Regions from separate parts of the Homo sapiens genome. Here region 2 is linked to region 1. A link is an interaction called in ENCODE POLR2A ChIA-PET data of the cell type or tissue named here. Cell type or tissue: PC-9. All regions are shown on one strand.

Region 1 (4,000 bases):
ACTTACCTCATAGTTTCTGTGCTTCATATACCTGGGCATGAGTTGACTAAGTCCTCTTCCTGGAGTCTCCCCAGGCAGAAATCAAGGTGTCAGCCAGTACTGCAGTCTCATCTGGAGTTCAGGGTCCTCTTTTAGGCTCACTCAGGATGTTGGCAGAATCCAGATCCTGGTGGATGTAAGACTGAGGTCTCTACTTTCTTGCTGGCTCTCAGCTAGGAGTTGCTCTTGCCTTCTAGAGGCCCCCTCAGGTCTTAGCCACACAGCCAGCCGGAGAAACTGTCCAAAGTGCTCTATGGAGTCTTGAAATGTAATGAAGAATGAAATGTAATTAAGGGAGTGAATATTCCATCATTTGCCCACACTCAAGGGAGGGGGATTACATAGAGTGTGCATACAGGAGTGGGAATCCTGGGGGCCTTTTTAGAAGTCTGCCTGCCACAGCCTGTTTTTATTGACCATCATTTGAGCCAGGGTCCCACTGGTCCCCATTATACCTGGTTCAGAAAGCTCTCTCGCATGAACCCAGTGGTCAGTGAAGGTGCACATTAGACTAAACTGAATGGAGGAAAGCTCAGGTGGGCCATCTTCATAATATATCCTTAAGAGGCAAATACTATTTTTAACCATAATCATTTATACTGAATTCAAGCGTGAATGTTGATTAGTTATACTGTAGACTATATGGTCTTTTTAGTTTATATAAACAATTACCCCAGCAAGTGAGAACTCACTATACAGATAGTCCCTGACTTACAGTCTCTCAACTTTATCATGGTTCAAAGGTTATACATATTCAGTAGAAACTATACAATTAGAGGCCAGGCGTGGTGGCTCACCCCTGTAATCCCAGCACTTTGGGAGGCCAAGGGGGGCAGATCACTTGAGGTGAAGAGTTTGAGACCAGCCTAGCCAACATGGTGAAACCCTATCTCTACTAAAAATATAAAAATTAGTCGGGTGTGGTTGTGGTTGCCTGTAATCCCAGCTACTCAGGCGGCTGAGGCAAGAGAATCACTTGAACCAGGGAGGCAGAGGTTGCAGTGAGCTGTGATCGCACCATTGCACTCCAGCCTGGGCGACAGAGCAAGACTCCATTTCAAAAAAAAAGCACTTTGAGTGCCCATCCAACCATTCTTTCACTTTGATTACATGAGATAGTCAACACTTTATTATAAAATAGGCTTTGAGTTAGATGATTTTGCCTAACTGTAGGCTAACGTGTTTTGAGCATGTTTAAGGTAGGCCAGGCTAAGCTACGATGTTCCATAGTTTAGGTGTGTTATATTTTCAGCTTAACGATGGGTTTGCCAGGATGTAACTTCATCGTAAGTCGAGGAGCACCTGTCCTTCCTGTGGGATGTACCTCCTCTCTGAGAGATTATCTTCTTCCTATTCAGTTCTTCTCCTTTCTGTTTTCCTCTCTCTCCTCTATGTCTTCAGTCTCTCCCTGTTTATTCTTTTCTCTAAAGCTTCCAGACATGTCCTTCCAACCCAGAGTTCCCCTCCTTTTTCAGCTACGCTTCTTGTTCCCTGTCTCATCTCCTTTTTTCCCATCACTCCCCAAGTCCCTGTGGTCTGGCTGACACTGTTCTGGTCACATTCTACTGGCTAAATCCAACAGAGTTTTTTCAGTCTTTATTTTGTTTGACATGTAACCTAGCTGGCTCTTCATCCCTTCCCAAAACTTCCCTTTTGACTTCTGTGTCCTTTAATCTTTGTGTTTTCCTCTGATCTCTCTGACCGTTCCTTTTTAGCCTTTTTAGCTGGTTCCTCTTCCCTGCCTATTCATCAGTGTTGTTCCCTGACGTCTCATTCTTGATGCTCTCCTCACTCTGCTAAGATTTATCTGGTCTAACAGCTTTAGCTATTACCTATAAAGCTTCTGCATCTTTTTCATCTTCAGCACTATCATCTCCTAAAGTCCAGACATACAGTAAACTAGAAGCAGTTCTAAAATTTCCACTTTATCTTTGCCCCCTTGCCTGACGTCATTTGTCCATTCCAGATCTGCCCCCCCTTTCCTCATTCAGAGGCCTGTGATGTCTGGAGTTCCTCCTTTTCCTCACATCTAGCCACTCACCAGGGCTTGTCAGTCCCACTTTCAAAATACCTCTTGGTTCCATCTTTCCTGCCCTGGCTCTGGCCCTCACCATGTTTTGCCTCAGTTGCTGCAATGGTTTCTTAACCTGTCTTCTCACTGCTAGCCACTCCCCATCCCACACTTACCCCCACCCCCACATCACTCCATGTTTTACACTGAAGCCAGAGTGATAGCTGTAAAGCATGGGTCTGATCATGTCTCTTACCTGGATCGAAATCCTTCAGCTGCCCCCTGTTGCTCTCAGAATAAATGGCCAACCCTTAGCCTGACACAGAAGCCTTTCGTGATCTGTCTCCTGCCTGCCTCTCCAACCCTGCCTCTTGCCATTCCTCTGATTGCATCCTCTGCCCAGCCAGTGAGTGGAGGGGTCCTGGTCACAGCACTGTCAGGCATCCCTGTCTCTGTTTGGGTTGCACCCTCTTCCAGGACTGCCTTCCCACCATTTGTTGACTGTTTCTTCATTGCTCAGTGTGTCAGTCCGTTTGCATTGCTATAAAGGAATTCCTGAGACTGGGTAATTTATAAAGAAAATAGGTTTATTTTGGCTTACGGTTCTGCAGGCTGTACGGGAAGCATGGTGCCAATATCTGCTTCTGGTGAGGGCTTCAGGAAGCTTAGAATCATGGTGGAAGGCAAAGGGGAGCCAGCGTGTTACATGGCAAGAGAGGGAGAGAGAGAAAGAGGAGGAGATAGCAGGCTCCTTTTAAACAGCCAGTTCTCATGTGAACTAACAGCAAGAACTCACTCATTACCATGGGGAGGGCACCAAGGCCATTCATGAGGAATTTGCCCCCATAACTCAATCACATCCCGTTAGACCCCACCTCCAGCATTGGAAATCACATTTCAACATGAGATTTGGAGGGGACAAATATCCAAACTACATCCCTCAGTAACTCAACTCAGGCACCAGCCTCCACACAGCCTTTCCTGCCACCACAGGCCGTAAAGTACCCATCCTAGCTCTTCCTTTGCCCCCATAAGAGTAAAAATACAATATTTAACTCTTTTTCCTATTTTTTGTGTTTAACAGACATTTATGGAGGAGATGACTCGCAAACAGCCTGACGTGGACCGGGTCACCAAGACATACAAAAGGAAAAACATAGAGCCTACTCACGCGCCTTTCATAGAGAAATCCCGCAGCGGAGGCAGTATGTTTCCAGCCCCCTGTGTTAGGATGCTTCATTCCTGCTAATTGAGGATGAGCACTTTCCAAATGCCTATCAAAAAAAATTATATTCCATTTTCAAAAACCGTGTTGGTTTTGAACCAAAATCTCTCATTTTTGAAACTCACTTTTCTTACATTGACAGACAGTAGCTGTACTCCATATTCTTTGGTATGATTGGTATGAAATTACGAGGTGGTTAAGCTTATTTTTTAACAGTGGCCTTTCCATTGTTTTGGTTATCAGCCCTAGCTGTTTACATTTGGCTTGTACTAATTTAATCAACACAACAGCTTCTACAGAATATGTTGCTTTTTTAGTTGAGTTAACGTGTCATCAGCTCACTAAGGTAGGACAGAATTGCTTGGAGATATGTAGGCAGCAGGTAAGTATGTGCTGGGAGGATCAGTACTTTTGGAATTAGTACACCTCCGTATCTAAATATTGCCAAGTCCCGTATTTCTTTTCTCAGTTATTGACTGGATATTATTATAAAGATCTTCTAGGTTTATACATACAGCTATTTCTCTTTGTATACTAACCAGCTGTTCTAATCTTGTGATTATTTTTCCTTTTAGGGAAATCCCTAAGTCAGCCAACCCCTCCTCCCATGCCAATCCTTTCACAGTCTGAAGCAAAAAACCCACGGATCAACCAGCTTTCTGCCCGCTGGCAGCAGGTGTGGCTGTTAGCACTGGAGCGGCAAAGGAAACTGAATGATGCCTTGG
Region 2 (4,000 bases), 290 kb before region 1:
TTTATTCATTCATTCATTCATTCATTCGAGATGGAATTTCGCTCTTATTGCCCAGGCTGGAGTGCAGTGGTGCGATCTTGGCTCACTGCAACCTCCGCCTCCTGGGTTCAAGCGATTCTCCTGCCTCAGCCTCCTGAGTAGCTGGGATTTGCCCACTACCACACCTGGCTGATTTTTTGTATTTTTAGTAGAGACGGGGTTTCACCATGTTGCCCAGGCTAGTCTCAAACTCCTGACCTCAGGTGACCCATCTGCCTTGGCCTCCCAGAGTGCTGGGATTACAGGCGTGAGCTGTGCCTGGCCAGCACTAGATATTTTTAAGACAGAGGAATGACATAAACAACTAGGGTGGGTATTTTTTGAGGGGTGGGGTGGGGAGAGATAACTGGCAGCAGTGTGAAAGATCATTTATAGGGATCATTTACAGGGAAGTGGGGATATAGCTAAGCCAGTAAGTATGTACCTGATTTTAGTTTGTTTAGGATGCAAAGAGGTGAGAGAAGTAAAGAGCAGGGATGTTAAATCTTTCTTTTTGATGGAGTTTCGCTCTTGTCACCCAGGCTGCAGTGCAATGGCACAATCTCGGCTCACTGCAACCTCCGTGTCCTGGGCTCAAGTGATTCTCCTGCCTCAGCCTCCCGAGTAGCTGGGATTACAGGCGCCTGCCACCACGCCCAGCTAATTTTTGTATTTTTAGTAGAGACAGGGTCTTGCCATGTTGGCCAGGCTTGTCTTGAACTCCTGACCTTGGGTGATCCACCCACCTCGGCCTCCCAAAGTGCTGGGATTACAGGCTTGAGCCACCGCACACAGCCAGGGATGTGAAATCTTTCTAAAAGAGAATTTGGGCTGGGTGTGGTGGCTCATGGCTGTAATCCAGCACTTTGGGAGGCTGAGGCGGGTGGATCACCTGAGGAGTTCAAGACCAGCCTGGTCCAACATGGTGAAACCCCATCTCTACTAAAAATACAAAAATTAGACCGGGCGCGGTGGCTCATGCCTGTAATCCCAGCACTTTGGGAGGCCGAGGTGAGCGGATCACCTGAAGTCAGGAGTTCAAGACCAGCCTGACCAACATGGAGAAAACTTGTCTCTACTAAAAATACAAAATTAGCTGGGCGTGGTGGTGCATGCCTGTAATCCCAGCTACTCAGGAGCCTGAGGCAGGAGAATCGCTTGAACCTGGGAGGCAGAGGTTGTGGTGAGCCAAGATCATGCCATTGCACTCCAGCCTGGGCAACAAGAGTGAAACTCTGTCTCAAAAAAGAAAAAAAAAAATTAGCTGGGTGTGGTGACAGGCACCTATAATCTCAGCTATTCAGGAGGCTGAGGTAAGAGAATCGCTTGAGCCAAGGCTTTGGAGGTTGCAGTGAGCTGAGATTGCGTTACTGCACTCCAGCCTGGGCAACAGGGCGAGACTCCGTCTCAAAAAAAAAAAAAAGAGAGAGAGAGAATTTGGTTTTTAAAAATATTTTATGTTGAATGTTAGCTGGAACTGGAGATCCACTTTACCCCCACAGCTCAAGTTCAGCTTGACCCTTATGTTGTGCAATGCTTTGTGTTTGGGTTGGTATTTCCTGGGACTGGTCAGGTGATGCACTTCAGCATGAGGCCTGTGTAGTAGCTGAAGAGTAGTGACCCAAGGTGTCTATCAGTGATAAGAGGAGAGAAGAAGCCCGTTTAGCTCTGGACAGGGCCTCTGTTTCCTCTGAGATCTCTTGTCTACTCTCCCTGGTCCAGGGCTCCATCTTTGCATAACTTTTTACAGATAGATTTGAAGTGCCAACTTCATTCTGTTTTGGAGTACTGGCATTGGACACAATTGATTACATCCCTGCCTGTTTAAAATATTCTCTTCTTTTACCTTCAATGAGAGTATTTCATGGTTTTCCTTAACCTATCTGATTGCTGTTTGTCTGCTTTGTTGGGTCTTTTTCTTCTTCTGACTCTTAACTGTGGCAGTTTTCTAAGGGGTAAGGCAGTGTAGTGAAGTGGGAAGAACATGGGCTTTGGATCCAGGCAGGGCTGGGTTCAAATATATGTTTTTTGTGTGTGTGCGTGTGTGTGGAGAACGGTCTCGCTATATTGCCCAGGCAGGTCTCGAACTCCTGGGCTCAAACTATCTTCCCGCCTCTGCAGAGCTCCCTGAGAGCTGGGATTACAGGCGTGAGCCACTGCGCCTGGCTCAAATCTGTGTTTCTACATTTATCAGCTGAGTGACCTGGGGCAAGTTACTCACTTTTCCTGAGCCTCAGTTTTTTCATCTGTAAAATGGGGATAATAATATCTTCCATATAAAATTATGAGGATTAAACAGAGTAGTATAAGTAAATTTTCTTATTGCCTGATTGATCGGTTGATCGTAGAGATGGGGGTCTCTGTGTGTTGTACAGGCTGGTCTGAAACTCCTGGGCTCAAGTGATCCATCCCCTTGGCCTCCTAAAGTGCTGGGATTACAGGTGTGAGCCACTGTGCCCAGCCCAAACTCAGTATTTTCAAACCAAGCTTAAATTTGGCTTTTCTATCCTAGTCCCCATTTTTTGACAGTTGAACTCACATTCTTCCAGTCTCTGAGATTAGAAACCTTGCAGACATCTGTTAACTCTTTTCTCTTCATCAACCCCATTTTCAATCTGTCATTGAGTTCTTTTGTTCTTCAGAGTTTCTCTTAAATTTGTCTTTTTCTCCCCATTCTCTATTCCATGACTCTAGTCCAGTCACTTATCACTTTGTACCTGAATTACAGCAACCGCCTCATATTTTGTTTTCTGTGTCCTGTTTCTCTCTTCAGTTAACACCGAAGTAGCAGCTACTTTCCTAGTATTTCCTATTACTGAAAGTCTAAATTTGTTACAAAGACCTTTTATGGCTGGACCTGGTGGCCCATGCCTGTAATCCCAGCACTTTTGGAGGCTGAGGCAGAAGGATTGCTTGAGGTCAGGAGTCTGAGACCAGGCTAGGCAACATAGGGAAACTGTGTCTCTACAAGAAAAAAACATTTTTTTTTAAGTAGCCAGACCTGGTGGTGTGTGCCTGTAGTCCCAGCTACTCAGGAGGATGAAGTGGGAGGATTGCTTGAAGCCCAGGAGGTCCAGGCTGCAGTGAGCCATGACCCTGTCACTGCACTGTAGCTTGGGGACAGAGCAAGACCCTGTCTCAAAAAAAAAAAAAAAAAGACATTTTATGCTCTCATCCCCTTCCTACTTAACCAGGCTTATCTCACTTATTTTCCTAGAACACACCTTCAGTTCCACACAAACCCTGTTCCTCATTGTGTCTTATCCTCCCTCATTCATTCTCTCTCCTTGCCCTTTCTTTCTTTCTTTCTTTTTTTTTTTTTTTTTGAGACTGGAGTCTCGCTCTGTTGCCCAGGCTGGAGTGCAGTGACGTGATCTCGGCTCACTGCAAGCTCCACCTCCCAGGTTCACGCCATTCTCCTGCCTCAGCCTCCCGAGTAGCTGGGACTACAGGCACCTGCCACCATGCCCAGCTAATTTTTTTTTTTTTGTATTTTTTAGTAGAGATGGGGTTTCACCTTGTTAGCCAGGATGTTCTCGATCTCCTGACCTTGTGATCCGCCCGCCTCTGCCTCCCAAAGTGCTGAGATTACAGGCGTGAGCCACCGTGCCCAGCCTCTCCTTGCCCTTTAGTTCTCTTTACCTGGAATGCCCTTGTTCTTTATACTTAACTGAAATCTGTCTATTCCTTCAAGTTTCACTTCAGGTCTTTCTTCTGATGAAGACTTCTCTGATTATCGTAGTCCAAGTTGATGTATCACTTTCCCAAGCTAGTTTTATCTATCTATTGAAATGGTAAGCTTTTTTGAGAGAACTGTTTTATAGACATTTCTATTATTCCCACGGTGCCTCGCTCATGCCTAGCCAAGTTTAAATGCTCCTTACAGAGCACTTATAAAATGTGGTGACCAAAGCCAATCACTCTTTCATTCGACAAATGTGTATGAGCACCTACCATGTGTGCTGTGCTCTGCACTGGGATC

What was found. ChIA-PET counts read pairs that join two places held together with the same protein. Peaks named below come from ENCODE experiments on the same cell type or tissue, not always from the same donor. Only the 100,000 strongest peaks of a DNase experiment are listed, where the experiment ranks them.
Region 2: POLR2A ChIA-PET joins it to region 1 with 6 read pairs; 2 of 35 experiments call an interaction of 5 or more read pairs at or near these places.

What each region holds. Positions count from the first base shown.
Region 1 is chr1:39,455,236-39,459,235 of GRCh38, forward strand. MACF1 (microtubule actin crosslinking factor 1) reads left to right here. Exons shown (of 101, transcript NM_001394062.1): 90 at 3,135-3,255; 91 at 3,851-4,000. Among named protein-coding and RNA genes, the nearest start is that of BMP8A, 34 kb to the right of the region's middle. In PC-9, no CTCF peak of the experiment used is centred here; no DNase peak of the experiment used is centred here.
Region 2 is chr1:39,166,447-39,170,446 of GRCh38, forward strand. It overlaps a transcript of MACF1 not described here. Among named protein-coding and RNA genes, the nearest start is that of MACF1, 36 kb to the right of the region's middle. In PC-9, no CTCF peak of the experiment used is centred here; a DNase peak (open chromatin) is centred at 1,545; H3K27ac peaks cover 1,158 bases.